Linked DNA regions of Homo sapiens: region 1 is linked to region 2. The links are chromatin loops, found by intact Hi-C in ENCODE. Cell type or tissue: mammary epithelial cell. All regions are shown on one strand. Each heading gives the region's core, and the rest is flanking DNA. Links, peaks and the distances in the headings are about the cores only.

Region 1 (8,925 bases), core at 926-8,925, 110 kb before region 2:
GTAATTGAGATTTTAGATAGGGTAGCTGGAAAACAGGCATCACTGAGAAGATGACTTTAGAGAAAAGAACTAGAGAGAATGGGGGAGTTAGCCACACAGCTATCTAGAGGAGGAGCACTCCAGGAATGCAAAGGAAACAGCAAGTTCAAAGGCCTTGAGGCAAAAATGTGCCAGATGTATTCAAGAAATAGTCAAGATGTCCAAAGTAGGTGGTTTGAGAAATCAAAGGAGAGGAGGGGTAAAAAATGAAGTCAGAGAGATGACGGGGAGCAAGGCCATTCTAGCTCTTATAGATTGTTGATAAGACTTTGGCTTTTGCTCTGAGTGAGAAATGAAGACATTGGGAAAATGTGTGAGGAGGTGTAATACAATCTGACCTATACTTCAACGGGTTTATCTGGCTGCTGTGCTAATAGTAGATTGCAGAGGGCTAAGATAGACACAGGAATACCACTTAGGAGGGTATTACCTCCTATTGAACCAGAGAGCTCAATAGGAAGGCTCAAACGCTGGTTTATTTTGAAGGTAGAACTGACATGATTTGCTGACAATCTGGGTATAGAATGTTAGACAATGAGGAGAGACCAAGGCTAGGATGAGATCAAGGCTTGGATGAGACCAAGGCTTTTGATGTGAGCACCTGGAAGAAAGGTGTTGCTATTTTTTTTTTAAATTATACTTTAAGTTCTAGGGTACATGTGCACAATGTGCAGGTTTGTTATATATGTATACACGTGCCATGTTGGTGTGCTGCACCCATTAACTTGTCATTTATATTAGGTATATCTACTAATGCTATCCCTCCCTCCTACCCCCACCACACGACAGGCCCTGGTGTGTGATGTTCCGCACCCTGTGTCCAAGTGTTCTCATTGTTCAATTCCCACCTATGAGTGAGAACACGCGGTGTTTGGTTTTCTGTCCTTGCGATAGTTTGCTGAGAATGATGGTTTCCACCTTCATCCATGTCCCTACAAAGGACATGAACTCATCATTTCTTATGGCTGCGTAGTATTCCATGGTGTATATGTGCCACATTTTCTTAATCCAGTCTATCATTGATGGACATTTGGGTTGGCTCCAAGTCTTTGCTATTGTGAATAGTGCCACAATAAACATACGTGTGAATGTGTCTTTTAGCAGCATGATTTATAATCCTTTGGGTATATACGCAGTAACGGGATAGCTGGGTCAAATGGTATTTCTAGTTCTAGATCCTTGAGAAATCGCCACACTGTCTTCCACAATGGTTGAACTAGTTTACAGTCCCACCAACAGTGTAAAAGTGTTCTTATTTCTCCACATCCTCTCCAGCACCCGTTGTTTCCTGACTTTTTAATGATCGCCATTCTAACTGGTGTGAGATGGTATCTCATTGTGGTTTTGATTTGCATTTCTCTGATGGCCAGTGATGATGAGCATTTTTTTGTGTGTCTGTTGGCTGCATAAATGTCTTCTTTTGAGAAGTGTCTGTTCATCTCCTTTGCCCACTTTGTGATGGGGCTGCTTGATTTTTTCTTGTAAATTTGTTTAAGTTCTTTGTAGATTCTGGATATTAGCCCTTTGTCAGATGGGTAGATTGTAAAAATTTTCTCCCATTCTGTAGGATGCCTGTTCACTCTGATGGTTCTTTTGCTGTGCAGAAGCTCTTTAGCTTACTTACATCCCATTTGTCTATTTTGGCTTTTGTTGTCATTGCTTTTGGAGTCTTAGTCATGAGGTCTTTGCCCATGCCTATGTCCTGAATGGTATTGCCTAGATTTTCTTCTAGGGTTTTTATGGTTTTAGGTCTAACATTTAAGTCTTTAATCCAACTTGAATTAATTTTTGTATAAGGTGGAAGGAAGGGATCCAGCTGCAGCTTTCTACATATGGCTAGCCAGTTTTCCCAGCACCATTTATTAAACAGGGAATCCTTTCCCCATTTCTTGTTTTTGTCAGGTTTGTCAAAGATCAGATGGTTGTAGATGTGTGGTATTATTTCTGAGGGTTCTGTTCTGTTCCACTGGTCTATATCTCTGTTTTGGTACCAGCGCCATGCTGTTTTGGTACCAACGCCATGCTGTTTTGGTTACTGTAGCATTGTAGTATAGTTTGAAGTCAGGGAGTGTGATGCCTCCAACTTTGTTCTTTTGGCTTCGGACTGTCTTGGCAATGCAGGCTGTTTTTTGGTTCCATATGAACTTTAAAGTAGTTTTTTCCAATTTTGTGAAGAAAGTCATTGGTAGCTTGATGGGGATGGCATTGAATCTGTAAATTACCTTGGGCAGTATGGCCATTTTCATGATATTGATTCTTCCTATCCATGAGCATGGAATGTTCTTCCATTTGTTTGTATCCTCTTTTATTTCATTGAGCAGTGGTTTGTAGTTCTCCTGGAAGAGGTCCTTCACATCCCTTGTAAGTTGGATTCCTAGGTATTTTATTCTCTTTGAAGCAATCGTGAATGAGAGTTCACTCATGATTTGGTTTTCTGTTAGTCTGTTATTGGTGTAGAGGAATGCTTGTGATTTTTTGCACATTGATTTTGTATCCTGAGACTTTGCTGAAGTTGCTTATCAACTTAAGGAGATTTTGGGCTGAGACAATGGGGTTTTCTAGATATACAAGCATGTCATCTGCAAACAGGGACAATTTGATTTCCTCTTTTCCTAATTGAATACCCTTTATTTCTTTCTCCAGCCTGATTGCCCGGCCAGAACTTCTAACACTATGTTGAATAGGAGTGGTGAGAGAGGGCATCCCTGTTTTGTGCCAGTTTTCAAAGGGAATGCTTCCAGTTTTTACCCATTCAGGATGATATCGGCTATGGGTTTGTCATAAATAGCTCTGATTATTTTGAGATACATCCCATCAATACCTAGTTTATTGAGAGTTTTTAGCATGAAGTGCTGTTGAATTTTGTCGAAGGTCTTTTCTGCCTCTATTGAGATAATCATGTGGTTTTTTTCTTTGGTTCTGTTTATATGCTGGATTACTTTTATTGATTTGCGTGTGTTGAACCAGGCTTGCATCCCAGGGATGAAACCAGTTTGATTGTGGTGGATAAGCTTTTTGATGTGCTGCTAGATTCAGTTTGCCAGTATTTTGTTGAGGATTTTTGCATCGATGTTCATCAGGGATATTGGTCTAAAATTCTCTTGTTTGTTGTGTCTGTGCCAGGCTTTGGTATCAGGATGATGCTGGCCTCATAAGATGAGTTAGGAAGGATTCCCTCTTTTTCTATTGATTGGAATAGTTTCAGAAAGAATGGTACCAGCTCCTCCTTCTACCTCTGGTAGAATTCAGCTGTGAATCCCTCTGGTCCTGGACTTTTTTTGATTGGTAGGCTATTGATTATTGCCTTAATTTCAGAGCCTATTATTGGTCTATTCAGGGATTCAACTTCTTCCTGGTTTAGTCTTGGGAGGGTGTATGTGTCAAGGAATTTATCCATTTCTTCTAGATTTTCTAGTTTATTTGCATAGAGGTGTTTATATTATTACCTGATGGTAGTTTGTATTTCTGTGGGATCAGTGGTGATATCCCCTTTATCATTTTTTATTGCATCTATTTGATTCTTCTCTCTTTTCTTCTTTATTGGTCTTGCTAGCAGTCTATCAGTTTTGTTGATCTTTTCAAAAAAACAGCTCCTGGATTCATTGATTTTTGAAGGGTTTTTTATGTCTCTATCTCCTTCAGTTCTGCCCTGATCTTGTTATTTCTTGCCTTCTGCTAACATTTGAATGTGTTTGCTCTTGCTTCTCTATTTCTTTTAATTGTGATGTTAGGGGGTCAATTTTAGATCTTTCCTGCTTTCTCTTGTGGGCATTTAGTGTTATCAATTTCCCTATACACACTTTTTTAAATGTGTCCCAGAGATTCTGGTATGTTGTTTCTTTGTTCTCATTGGTTTCAAAGAACATCTTTATTTCTGCCTTCATTTCGTTATGTACCCAGTAGTCATTCAGGAGCAGGTTGTTCAGTTTCCATGTAGTTGAGCGGTTTTGAGTGAGTTTCTTAATCCTGAGTTCTAGTTTGATTGCACTGTGGTCTGAGAGACAGTTTGTTATAATTTCTATTCTTTTACATTTGCTGAGGAGTGCTTTACTTCCAATTATGTGGTCAATTTTGGAATAAGTGCGATGTGGTGCTGAGAGGAATGTATATTCTGCTGATTTAGGGTGGAGGGTTCTGTAAATATCTATTAGGTCCACTTGGTGTAGAGCTGAGTTCAATTCCTGGATATCCTTATTAACTTTCTGTCTCGTTGATCTGTCTAATGTTGACAGTGGGGTGTTAAAGTCTCCCATTATTATTGTGTGGGAGTCTAAATCTCCTTGTAGGTCTCTGAGGACTTGCTTTTTGAATCTGTGTGCTCCTGGATTGGGGGCATATATATTTAGGATAGTTAGCTCTTCTTGTTGAATTGATCCCTTTACCATTATGTAATGGCCTTCTTTGTCTCTTTTGATCCTTGTGGGTTTAAAGTCTGTTTTATCAGAGACTAGGATTGCAACCCCTGCTTTTTTTTGTTTTCCATTTGCTTGGTAGATCTTCCTCCATCCTTTACTTTGATCCTATGTGTGTCTCCGCATGTGAGATGGGTCTCCTGAATACAGCACACTGACGGGTCTTGACTCTTTATCCAATTTGCCAGTCTGTGTCTTTTAATTGGAGCATTATGCCATTTACATTTAAGGTTAATATTGTTATGTGTGAATTTGATACTGTCATTATGACGTTAGCTGGTTATTTTGCTTGATAGTTGATGCAGTTTCTTCCTAGCATTGGTGGTCTTTATAACTTGGCATGTTTTTACACTCTTTTGCCCATTTTTAAATTGTGTTGTTTTCTTGCTAATGAGTTCCTTGAGTTCTTCATATATTTTGCATATTAATTCCTTATCAGATGTATAGTTTGTAAATATTTTCTCCCGTTTCATAAGCGGTCTTCTACCTCTGTTGATTATTTCCTTTGCTGTGCAGAGGCTTTTTAGTTAGACGTAATTCTATTTGTCTGTTTTTGCCTTTGTTTCCTTTATTTGCTTAGACCAATGTCATGAAGCATGGCTTTATGTTTTTAGATGGTCATCTTTCACTTAATGCACAATCATTGTAATTTTGGCGTTTTAAAAATAATTCATTTATTTAAAAACTAATTGTTGAGCAATTATTACGTAACAGGCTTTCTGCAAGTGCCAGGGATCCAGAGATAACAAGGGAATCTCCTACTCTCAAAGAGTCTGCCATCTAGTGGGAGACGCAGGAATGTAATTGAGTAGGAGAACACAATGAGATTCGTTGCAGAACAGCCATGAGAACAGAACAAAGTTCTAAGAGAGCATAAAGGGGTGGCACAACTTAATTTTATCAAAAAAATTCAGGAAAACTTATACAGAGAGGAGGAGTTTACAAGTAACTATGTAGGGAGCTGTCATGGGTATTCCAGTTAAAGGAAACATGTGAGGAGCATAAAAGAGGCTGGCCCATTGGGTTGGCTGCACATGTATGTGTTTGTTAAGGTTTGGGAGTGTGTGAGTGAATGGTGGAAGGTGAGTCTGAAAGGAAAGCAGTACTAGATCTTGAGCATTCTTATATATCACAATGAAAGATTTGAAATACATCCTGTAGGCATTGGAAGTTAGCAAAGAGGTTCTCAGTAGGGAAATGGCATGATTAGATTGAGGCTTTACAGTGATTACCCTGGCAAAGCTGCAGAGAACAGACTGAGAGGAGGCCCTGGTCTGGGTAACCAGTTAGTCCACTGTAATTGGCCTAACATTTGAGCAGTGTGGGAAGAAAGGAGGACACATCTCAAAGAACTACCTAGAAGGTATACTTAGTCCAGTTTGGTTGAGAATGACATGTAGGTGGATAGCAATGAGTCTAAGATGATCCCTATATATCAGTATTTGGAAATTAGATGGAAGAGAACACATTGCTCCATGCTAAGGACTAATATGAGGAGAAGCAGTTTGAATAGAAGATGTGTCCAGTGTTCAAGGAGTGATTGTGCAGTAAGGTAGAGATCATTAAAGAGCCAGTTTGAAGTTTAGAATGAAGTCTGGGTGAAAAATCAAATGCGATTAGTGGGAAGTCTCTTAGAGGTTAACCTATACTTTTTATGAAAACATAGGAATTTATTTTCATATTCCTAATAGCAAAGGACCTTTAACTACACATATATTTAATAAATACATTTTATAGATACCTATGTAAAATAAAGAACAACCACCACACAACAAACTCAGTGGCAGAAAAGTTCCAGTGCAATCAGTATATTTAAATTCTACTGGGAGTATTGCAAATCAAAATTACATTTTGGGAGACTATATGGCAATATATAATAAGAGCTATAAAGATGATCATATCATTTTTCCCAGTAATCCTACTCCTGGTTATTAAAGGGAAGTAATTCAGTGTATATTAATGAAATCGACCTTATAGTTCTGATCTTTATAATAAGTTATAAGAAAATGGTTTAATTTGTATGTGTATATATTTACTCGAAGTAGAAATATGAAGGCTAAAAAAATGGGAAGATATTTAAATTGGTGTTAAAACAGCATTTAAAATTACCACAATTATGAGAACACATGTATGCCAATGCAGATTCACTGGAAAAATATTGAAAATGAAAACTGTCAGATGGTAAGATTATAATTTTATTTCTTTTTTAATTTGAAATAAATTGGTACAGCACAGCTTTTCAAAAGCTTCTATAAATGTGTATGTTAAGTTGTAATAAAGCAAACACATGCATGTAGACATGCTTAAACAGTTATTTAATTGTTTCTTGGGTACCTGGGGAGATGGGGTGAAGAAAGGGGGGTGACTTGAATGAAGGTGGAGGAGAAAAATGAGAACCAAGAAAGCAAAGGATCGAGAAGCTCAGTGTGGCAGCAGCCTCTCTTCCCCTCCTGAGAGAGTCAAAGGGTGGCATCAGGGACTCATGATCCATGGTTGTGGAAGCCTCATGTCACACTGGATGTCACATGAGGTGGGATGGAACACAGTGACCACCCCACCTCATTTCCTTTACAGCTTCCGTGGTGGGCCATGGCAGTGAACAGCCTTCAGGCATGTCTACGGTGGAAGATCTGAATTCAGGCTGGTGGCAGGAGACAACACAACCACGTTTTCTTTTATGCATGCATTTGGTTTAATTGACACATTAACCACAGACAAAGGGGTAAAGGCCACAAGGCGATAGGTTAGTATGAACAGGGAAAGGGACATTTTTTTTTTTTAAGAAAAATAAAAGCATCAGTATTGCAAAGACTTTCCATGATCCTATACCCACCTCGAAAGCCCCCTCTCACCACAGGAAGTGCACTGACCATTGGAGGCATAAAAGAGATCCTCAAAGAGCCCGATCCTCACTCTCCCTGCACAGCTCAGCGGGACCTCAGCCATGAGACTTCTCATCCTGGCCCTCCTTGGCATCTGCTCTCTCACTGCATACATTGTGGAAGGTAAGTGGAGAAGCTGTCTGTGAGATAAAGAATAGGGAGGCAAGGCAGGTGGGCACACATTTTGGGTTTGACTCGGGTTTTGACTGGACTAAACTGCTGTCTCCAGGGGAGCCTTAAACTTCCCATGTGCAAGAAAGGAATGATGATTTTGACTGTAGAGGGCTTCGTAAACTTCCAAAACAGGGAGAATTTGATTAGTATCTGGGCTCCTACTTTTCCTAATTGGGTAATTTCAGGTAAATTCCTTAACCACTCAGGGCCTGTGCTTATTTATGTATAAACTGAATAGAATAAGAGACATGATCACCTGAGATTAAGATTAAATAAATATTATGGTTTATTTAATAACATCAGATTTCCTTACAAGCAGTAATTTTTTGATTAATGTTAGCTATGGATTAGAGGTGATGATTATAAATGCATTTGTAGGTTTTGCCCATTTAATATATAGTTTGATAAATTATCAAAATCTTAGAGAGTTCAGTTACAATATGGGGATGCACCAGAGGATGTATGTTCTGGAGCAAATCAATGTTTTCAATACAAAACCTGTGTGAAGGCGACAGTAGTGCTTGCTGTGGACTGGATGTCCCAGTCTTGCCTTCCTTCCCCTTGATAATGCAATAAGGGACCCCCATTTTAGGACGCAGGACAGGCAGAAAGATAACCAGCTTGATGGGGTCCACACCATGTGCAATCACTACCAGCTGAGACTTCTTGTTTTCCAGCAAGGTGGTGATGATGTTAACCCCTGCTCAAAGAACAGGTGATTTCCTAGTGGGGACAACCCCTTTGCTAGCAGCTTTCTTCTCAGCCTGGGCCAACAGTCTCTGCTTCTTCTCTTGCTTTGTCTCTGGTCAGTACTTGTGGATCAGCTTAAGTGGCTGAGTAGCTGTTTGGGGGTCTAAGGCTTGGGTGAACTGGTTAATGGCAGAAGGCATTTTCAGCTGCTTATAGAGGATAGCTCTTTGCAGCTGGAACCAGATATAGCGGGGCCATTTCACAAAGCAGTGGAGGTCTCTTTTGGGCTGGATGTCCTGTCCAATGCCTGCCTAAGAAAACTCTTAGGCCTTTTCTCACACAGCGGTTTCATCACTTTCTTAGCCTCCTGCTTCCTCACGACGGCAGGGACTGGGCCACCTTCTTTCCTTTGGCCTTCTTTCTTTTCAGCATCTTAGGCAGCTGACAGAGAGGGAAATTTGACCATTTAAAAAGGGGAACACCTTTATTTACTCAGTCAAAAGCATGCTTCCTTCCCTCACTGAATGTTGCCTTGCCTAGAGTACTCTTCACGCATTACTCTGTCATCTCACTTATGGTACTGTAACATGTTGCACTATTTGAAATGATCTTTTCTGTTTGCCTGTCTGCTGCCTGGCTCCCTCATGAGAAGATATGCTCTATGAAAACAGGGATAATGTCTGTCTTAATAAAACATGTGGGACACAACAGGCACCATTGTATAAATG
Region 2 (9,109 bases), core at 585-8,584:
CTTTCTTTTTTTTTTTTTTTTTTTTTTTTTTTTTTGAGACAGACTCTCACTCTGTCGCCCAGGCTGGAATGCAGTGGTGCGATCTCAGCTCAGTGCAACCTCCGCCTCCTGGGTTCAAGCAATTCTCCTGCCTCAGCCTCCCATGTAGCTGGGATTACAGACATGCACCACCACACTTGGCTAATTTCTGTATTTTCAGTAGAGATGGGGTTTCACCATGTTGGCCAGGCTGGCTGGAGCTCCTGACCTCAAGCAATCTGCCCACCTCAGTCTCCCAAAATGCTAGGATCACAGGCATGTGCCACCACCCCCAGCTGAGAAATTAACAATTTTCTAAGTATCTCTATTTCCAGCCCATGCCCAGAGCCATTTCTTAGCTACCACGGAATATGGGTCTCACTCAGTCACTGGTTGCACCAGGAAATAGGCCTAGGAGAGCCCCAAAGAGAAAGCTGCTCAGTGAGTCTAACCACACAGAAAGAATCCTACATCACCACCACGCAAAGGCGGTGGTTTTACTTTGAAATAACAGGTTATTGGGCCCTGGCTTCTCCCCTTTATTCTTCTGTGTTAATCCACTTCGCTCGGTCTCTTTCAGTACAGAACAGGTACAGCCAGGTACTCCCAGTTCAAAAACAACTTTATTTTCTCTGAATAGAGACCTTTCAATAGAAGAAACATAACTTGATCATTGTAATTTAAGCCTCAGCATTCTCTTTAGCTTGGGACTAGTCAACATGGTTATCAGTCTTCTCTGGTTATCCCTGCCTCAACTCAAATTTTTTTGCTTGATCTATTCTTCATTGCCCATAACCACCCACCCCCACCTTCTTAATAATTCCATTCCCATAAAACAGTGCCAGAGCAACTTCTTTCAGGTATGAGCTGATAAGTTTCCTTCTGCTTGGCTGTCACGGAAATTGCTTTCTCCATGGTTTCCGGGACCCTGATTTGGTCTGGGTCTCAGATGCTGCCCTTGAAGTCTTCCTGAACTCATCTGTTACTTTTCTGGCATTCCGCCAAAGGATATTGTCCAGGAAGGTATCTTTACCTGATCTTATTCATTTCTTCATCTTCCTCACAATGTTTAAGCTTCTAAAACCCCCATCAGAACTCAGCCAGCCAGCTAAAGTCTATAGAGTCCCTGAAAGGGATCAAAAAAAATTAATAACTATGGGCAAAGCAGAAGTAGGATCAGGTCAATAGTATCAGTCACTACCTTAGCTAAATACTAGAGAAAGAGAGACAAGGAGATACTGTAACCTAAATCCATGAGCCCAAATGAGTGCCCGAGAAGTGTATGAGACACTGGGCTTTGGGTCAGAGAGTTGGCACATTTGTGTCCCGGGAAAAATCAGCTCTACCAGCCAAAAGACAAAGGCATTTCATCAGTTTCATGAGAGATTTTTCTCTGACAGCTGCCCAGGATTATCTCTCATCCTTGAAACCAGAGGGCTTAGGTAGCTCTGGTCAGCTCTGCCACAGATGTATAGTCAGTATCTCCACAGGAACATTTAAGAGCTTTTGAGTCTTTGTCAGTATCATCTGTTAAAAGGCTCATGGTCTCCTTGCTAACACAAATATTGACCCACTAAAGACTGAATGGGATGGTCATGGGCCCTCTTCAACTCCTTATGAACCTCATTCTCCTCTTATTTTGCTAATAGTTCCTAAGTTGATTAATTGATCAGGTAAATCCAACCAGACTGAATTCTCAAAGGGCAAAAATATGTGTAATTATCTTTCTGTGTTTTCCCCAACAATTAGGACCATTCTGGGCACGCAGTGGCCTGAGACTCACAGCAGGTCACCTGATGCTATCCCTTTGATGGTACCCACAGCTGCCACTCCCTGACCTTACGAGTGCTCATTCTGACCCTCCACCTTCTCAAAAACTCGCTCTGCAGGCTCAATATTTGCTTAAACATAAGCAAATCTACACACTTCAGCTGACCCAGGGTTGCAGATTGATAGGGATTTATTCTGGACTCATCATAAATGCTTGTATTATAAATATGATTTAGCACTTAACCATGAATCCCCCTGTATTGTTCTCCAGTTGTGTGCACTTCTCGAACAACATAATTGCATGGTGGTAAAGAGCTCTGACTTTGAACTGACATGGTTCAAATCCTAACTTCTCAACTTACAGTAGAATAAATTAAAATACCTATAATTTTTATGGTGTTACTGTGAGATTACATAAACTAGCGCACGTCAAATGCTGTGTCTGGCACAGAATAAGGCTCTCTAAGTGCCAGTCTTATCATAATCCCCAAGTGGGGCAAGGAACATCTTCTACTCCTCATTTACCCCTTATAATCTAAGCACACAATAAACGCTAGGCACACGATGGGTGTTTAATACATGCTGACCAACTGACTGAATAACTTCCCCAATATGACTGCATTCTTCCAAGGCTGATAAAAACATTTCTGCCCAAGAATTCTATGAAAATTTTTATAGCTGCTTTTTAGGCTCACACTTTGACTTATCATCCCATTGACCTCCTCTCCATCACATACTCCTTTAAAGTAAGAAAGAATTCCCCGTGCTGTTCCAGTGGCTAAAGGTCTCATGGCTGCAGCAGTGAGTCAGCAGCTCACCCTGCAGCTGGCAGCTCAGACCCAACCGTGGCCCACTGTGCTCAGTGTGTCCTGCAGCAGCCACGGGTATTCCCAAGGACACTGCAGCATCCCACCTGGGGCACTGCAGTTATCTCAGGTCCATGCCTCACTGCAGCTTGAAGCCTGATGCTGATGAGTGTGCAGAAGAGCTGCTTCACTTCAGCTGCCTTTAAGCCCCTGGCCACTTCTGGTCCCCAAAGCCTACAGTTAAGGAAACAGAGCACATTCCCGCAAACAGAATCCTCAATAGGGCGGCCTGGCAGCCATCTGCATACTGGGCAAAGCACATGCAAAGCTGCATCCATTGGTCTGAAAAGCATCCTTTTTATTACTGACTGTGTCTAGCCAAACCTTGGGCAAGGGGGTAGGAAGATTGGGAAGGAGAGCCCTCTGAGCCCTTAGGGCCTAAATGTGCTTGTTCAGGCTAAAGGGAAAACAGACTCTATCTATTCTCTTTTGATGAGACAGTGAGCTCCTTGACAGCAAAGACTGCGTGGGGTTCCAGAGGCATCCCCAGTGCCTAGCCTGCACACAGGAGGTTCTCAGTTCATGTTGACAGCTGGTGATGGCTGATGAATGGCCAAGCCCATCAAGTAGGAGTGCAATACTGCAGTTTCCTCCCATGTCCCTGGAACACCACCTCCTGCCCCCACCATGATTCCTCCCTCCTCACCTCTACCACATGCTTCCAGTGCCCCAGGAGCAAAGGAAGAGCTCCCTCTCTCTCCCCATTGGAACCTGATTTGTTGAAGTTGCCCCCCACCTCAGAAGCCAGAAGAGAGGCTTCGATGGAAGGCACACAGCCGTTCTAGCAACTGAATGGAGATCATAGGTACATATGTATATATTGATTGTGATACTTCTGAGGGATCTATCTCAGTTCCCAGAAGAAGAAAATGGCATGGCTTTTTCACTGGGCATGGTCACTATGAGCTTCAATGATTGAAATGGAAATTAAAGTGAAAGGCTTTCCTCAGTCCCCAATAATGTATGTTTCTGTCTTGCCTTATACAAATTTCCCCCCAAAAGCTATTCTATTTGATAGCCTGCCTCTCTTCTCTCTCTCTTCACTCTCTCTCTCTCTCTCTCACACACACACACACACACACACACACACACATATACATGCTATGTAATGTGGTGCTGGAAGAGATATTAATCAATAACTACTGAATCAATAGTAGTAATTTTCTCACTTTGATTTTCAGTAGTAATCAATAACTACTGAAAATCAAAGTGAGACTGAGGACCAGAGGTAAGTGACCTGACTAAGTCTCACAGCCAGTAAGTGGCCTTACTAGACTCCTGAATTCCAATCCAGTGATCTTTTCACTTCATTATGAAATTGTTTGGTTTTGTTTTCTTGTTTGTTCGTTTGTTTTTGTTTTGTTTTGTTTTTGCTTTTCTTTAATGTCTTCAAAGGAGAGCTAATGTCAGGTTTTTCCTCACTGAGAAGTTGCAACATCTCCCAGGTAAAAGCCAGGTCCTCCAGGTAAGACATTCTCCCAGATCCTGCTTTTTTTTTTTTCCTTTTTTTTTTTTTTCTTCATTCTCCTGGGATGCTGTCTCACCTAAAATGGCAGGGAGGACCCTGGACCGCTCACCTTCCCATGTAATAAGTGATAAGTATACTTATCATACAAAAGAGATGGAGAGGCTCTTCCCTATCACAATCTAAAGCCCAGACAGATACAGTCATCATTTGTGACAATGAAGATTTTCCTTTGCAAATGCAGCAACTTAACGGTAAAATTGTGGAAAGGAGGCTGTGTGTGTTCACCTTGGTCGGTGCTGCAGCCCAAGCACAGCTGGCGCCTCTAGGGCGCATTCAAGTGAGGGAATAGTTATACTTGGCAGGCAGTCCTGACCAGCCATTTTGCCCAGGTCTCCTTGGATGCCTTCAGACTGCAGAGATCTTATTCAGTTTGCATCCCCCGCACAGTCTGCAAGCCAAGCTGCAGACATCAATCTGTTTCAGGAGAAAGAGCGCCACCTCCTGTCTCTGGACTGCAAGACCATATTTCTTTGAAAACCGCAGTGATGTTCTAAGCGGCTCAGTGCCTAAAGAGATCCGCTCTCCACAGCGAGGGGAGAAAATGGCACCTATGAAATTCGTACCGATACCCCATGTCACACTGTGAACCAGTGACTCTCCCAGGAAAACCCTGGACAAGCCCTGCAGCACGCATCCTTCTCCTTTCTTACAGTTTCATTTCTCCCCTCCAGCTTAGAACAGATGGAAGCCTTAGAGGCTTGTCGTTCAGCTGAGGATCTGAATGTAAAGAGACATGCTCAAGGTCACACAGCGGCCCCGTTCTAGACCCAACACAGACTTCTCCCACGCCAAGTAAAGGCTGGATCGAATTTATGCATTTCAGATTTCTTTCTCTTTGCCCGCAGTAGAAATTTTGCAACAGAGTTTTCTTCACTACTGCTTTGCTGATCTCACCCACTATGATCCCAGCTACAGTCCCCTCTCTCTTCCACATTATCCTTTGTAGTATAGCTGTATATGTTCAAATGTTAGCTCCCCTATTAGAACCCAAGTCTCTTGAAAGGAGGCCAATACCTGATTAATTCTTGCAGCCTTTTGGAGGACTTCCTGCTAGTTAAGCATCTGGGGACTTAGCTCCCCATGCCCTATTTCTTCTCAAGGGCCTCAGAAATCAAATCCACTCTCCTGGTCTTTTTAAAGCTGTCATCATCTACTGCTCTCTTAGGGGTCCTGTTTCCCCAAGAATGACTGAAAAGGACACAAGCTCTCTGGTTTCTCGCTTAGTATCTTCTTTCCTGTTCAACACCCCCCCAAAAAAATTACATCAGCCCTTAATATTTCAAAAGTTTTATTTCTAATCACTACCAGCAAACAGATGAGATAACAAATACAACAGTTTTTGCAATTGACAAAGTTTCCTGAGATTTTTCTGAATGATTATCTCCTGAAACAAAAGAAAATACTCAATTGTGAACTCTACTTATCTTTGCTCTCATCCCACCCCCAAAAAAAGAAACTTGAGAGTGGAGCTGCAACTTTACAGCCTAAGGACAGGAAAACCAGTGCCACGATTTCCACCAGAGGAGGCTCCACAGCCACAGACCGTCACATAACCAGTCTGCCTCATCCTCCTCATCTGTAAAATGGCCAGAATAAAAGTGTTTACTCATAGGAAAATCCTTATTTGAGGATTAAATGAGGTCATTTAATCCCCAGAGTGGTATATAGCAAAAATTAAGTCCATGGTCGATGGTTATTTAATTCATTAGGTAATTTATTTCATAAAACAAACCTGATGACAAGAGAATAGAACATAAAGGACAAAAATCTTCAAGGAAAGTAGCAGGGGCTCAGCTGAAGTATAAGGAGTAATACTGTGGGGGATGTGCCAGTGAGTACCAGGAGGAAAGATGCCTTGAAAAGATGCGGGGGGAGAGAAAGAGAAGAGTCCAGAGATCTCATCATTTCACTTCAAAAAAAAGGTGGCCATAAAGCAAAACCCAGGCCTTCCATTCTGCTTCCAGGTCCCATCCACGGAGCTTTGTCCACAGGCATCTGGGCCACCTCTCTCATTAGAGAACGGGGCCAGTCCTGCTGTCCTGGCTGACTTCGGCTCCATTAATCCACCCCTTTGCCTTCCATTCTCCTTGCAGGCTGCCTGTGCTGAAGGCCTCTTGCACTCCTGTGCTATCCCAACTTGCAGTAATTGCTTGGGGTTGTAAATCCAGCAAGTAGAGGAGGCTTTCTGTAGCAGGTCCTAGGTCGGTTGCCTGAGGACAGCACTGCTCTCCCCAGCCCCTAGCACTGAGAGGCCCTGTGGGAAGTCCACGCCTGCCATGGTGGTTGTCCTGCCAACAGCATCTCCCTTCAGGGTTCATCTTATTTTCTTCTGATGAACAAGCAAAGGCAACCAGACTCTCCGTAGGTGTAAGTTGGCACGCACATTTGGCAGGGAGGGTGGATTTCTTGGGGACATTCCATTACTCACTCTCATGCCCAACCCACCCTGTGCTGAGGCAGCAGAACCTTCTCCCTTACCAAGCATTGAGGACGTCCATTCGCCAGGCAGCTGGTAGTGAGCAGGGAGGTGAAAAAGGGGGTCTTTCTGAGAAGCAGGTTAGCAGGTGAGCCACCTGGAGACAGTTAGGGAAGGTAGGTCTATTTTTCTCCACCCAATGTCACCGAAGAACCCATTCACACCCTAAATGGGCTAAGAAAGCCATGTATAAAATGCTGATGCCAACTAGATTGGCATCTTGGACAAGCCCTAGAATGAAGCTCAGGGAATGAAGCAATGTGTTTTTAAGCAGGACCCTCAGCTCCTGCATCCCAAGTCTACAATCTCAATCTCAATTTTGCCAGAGTTGCAAAAACCATGAAATGGCCTCACGTGTAACTCACAAGTAACCCATCGACTGCCCATCAACCTTGAGATAGACATAAAGCTCCTTGTTATGCAGGTTACAACTACCTTGGAAATAAGTTTTATAAGTAATCACAAATTTTATTTCTGTATTTTGATTGTTTTCATAAAACTATAACCCTCTTAGGGTAATTTTGGCAAGTCCCAGGGGTTTTTTCTGTGGTCATCTGTGCCTAGCCCATGTTGAACACTCAGTGTATTTCAGCACCTGTGTCCCCAGTGATTCAGGCTAGAGTTGTGTCTCCTTCCTCATGCAGCAGTAGTGTGATACCTGTTCAGCTTATTCAGGAACACAAGTGTTGGCTGCAACTGTGAAGGTCACTGCTATAGAACCATAGTTGTCAAGTGTTGGCAGTTACCTTAATTACTTAGAGAGTGTGTTAAAATTAGAGATGCTCATCCTATACTATTGAATTTGAATCTATGATGATGAGTAGTTTTAAGAGGTTCCCAGGGGTTTCTGAGGCACCCAGAGTTTGCGAGCTGCACTCTAGCCCCTGGCTACTCAAAATGTGGTCAAAGGACCAGCCGCACCCATACCTAGAAGCATGTTAGAAATACAAGCTCTCTGGCCCTACCCCAAACCTCCTGAATCAGAATCTATATTTTCACAAGATCCCAGCTATTCATTTGCATGTTGAAGTTTGAGAAACACTGTCCTAGGACAAAGGCTATAACATCCTAGCAATCTGAGGTAAGTAAATAGCAGAATTTCCTCCTTGTTTTCAGGGTGAATGACCCCTGCCAGTGTAGTGACTGCTTGCCTTGCCTGCTGGGTAACAGAATCCAGAGACATGCAGCAGGGGCAGCTGGTTGACCAGAACCTTCTAAACAACCTTCAAATTCTGTCCTACCCACTGTTGCACCTTGCCCCTAATCAGTGATGTTACAGATTCAGAGATGGTGAAGGGGATATACCCAGACAACGTGGCAGACTGAAGTCTGGGTCCAAATCTCAGCTCTGCTGCTTTCTAGCAGGGAAGCCATGAAAAAAATCACATCACCCTTGCGATGCTTAGTTTCTGTACATGTAGAGGACATCTGAAGGGTTCGCAAAGATCATTCCAGCTTTTCATGTAACTCATCCTTCCCTGTCCATTTCACACATATGAAAAGTCACAGCTGGAAGGGATCTTCGATCACCTGGTCCAAACTCCTTCCTTGCTGTCCCCAACTCATACATGGGGAACCTGGGCCAGCCAGACAACCCATGAAAGGGCAGAGCCCTGACCAGAACCTAGAGCTTCCAAGGCCGAGTTCAGCATGCTTTGCACCATACAGTGACTGGGACATCATTCTTGGGTTAGGTGGTCGAGGAAACGTATTCTGAGACAGAGATTTGTATGCAGGATGTTTACTGGGGAGTACTCTCAGAAATAACATCTTTAAGGGAGTGAGAGGAGTAAGATTGGGCAGAAGGAGAAGATGAATCCTACAGGAAGCCCGGGAGCTGGGATGTGCCACAAGGTTGTCCTGAATCAAGACAAAGGAACCAGGCCTTTGTATTCCACACCAACCACTGTGGGTAATCTTTATAGACGGACTCAGAAGAGAGCCGTTGGCCATCCATCAATACTCCCAGCAGTCAGGGGACAAGTAGCTCGGTTCTGTGTGGGAAATCTGGACAGCACACCCTTTGCACCACCAGTTCACTTGCTTCACAGCCCAAGTGTGCCCTTTCTGGGAGCAACTTCACTGTTATTCTGGCTGCTCTCTTCACCTGGGGAAATTCTCAGTGGGATACTAATAGGACCAATCGCCATTACTGCTCTGATCTTGAGGCTGCCACTGAGTCTTACGCTGCCCCTCCTCTACTATCCTTTCCAGAGTCCTCTCACCCTTGGCCCACGCTTCTGCTGGCCTACATGTCTGGTGGGGTGACTCGAGCCCTCATCACTGAGGACACTGAGCCCCTGGTCACCACACTGTTCTCTGGCCGTAGCTGCTACATTTGTACATTTACCTCAAATTGGGCAGGGGAGTATCAAGAGACACCCCAATGTAGCCCCTGAATGCCAAACAGGTTATCTCCCGCCCTCTTTAAATAACAGCAGCACTGATATC

What was found. Peaks named below come from ENCODE experiments on the same cell type or tissue, not always from the same donor. Only the 100,000 strongest peaks of a DNase experiment are listed, where the experiment ranks them.
Region 1: a loop joins it to region 2, with 10 times the contacts of the local background. A loop is called at or near these places in 8 of 110 quality-filtered maps.

The regions. Positions count from the first base shown.
Region 1 is chr1:168,542,435-168,551,359 of GRCh38, reverse strand. XCL2 (X-C motif chemokine ligand 2) reads left to right here and starts at 7,363. Exons shown (of 3, transcript NM_003175.4): 1 at 7,363-7,456. The coding sequence starts at 7,396. It also overlaps the pseudogene RPL7AP19. In mammary epithelial cell, for the core only: a CTCF peak has its summit at 5,226 (motif pointing left); no DNase peak of the experiment used is centred there.
Region 2 is chr1:168,435,456-168,444,564 of GRCh38, reverse strand. The region is part of intron 4 of LOC125312414 (a long non-coding RNA gene); the gene reads left to right. Among named protein-coding and RNA genes, the nearest start is that of MIR557, 64 kb to the right of the region's middle. RefSeq lists a silencer at 4,477-4,626. In mammary epithelial cell, for the core only: a CTCF peak has its summit at 4,623 (motif pointing left); DNase peaks (open chromatin) are centred at 4,604 and 6,574.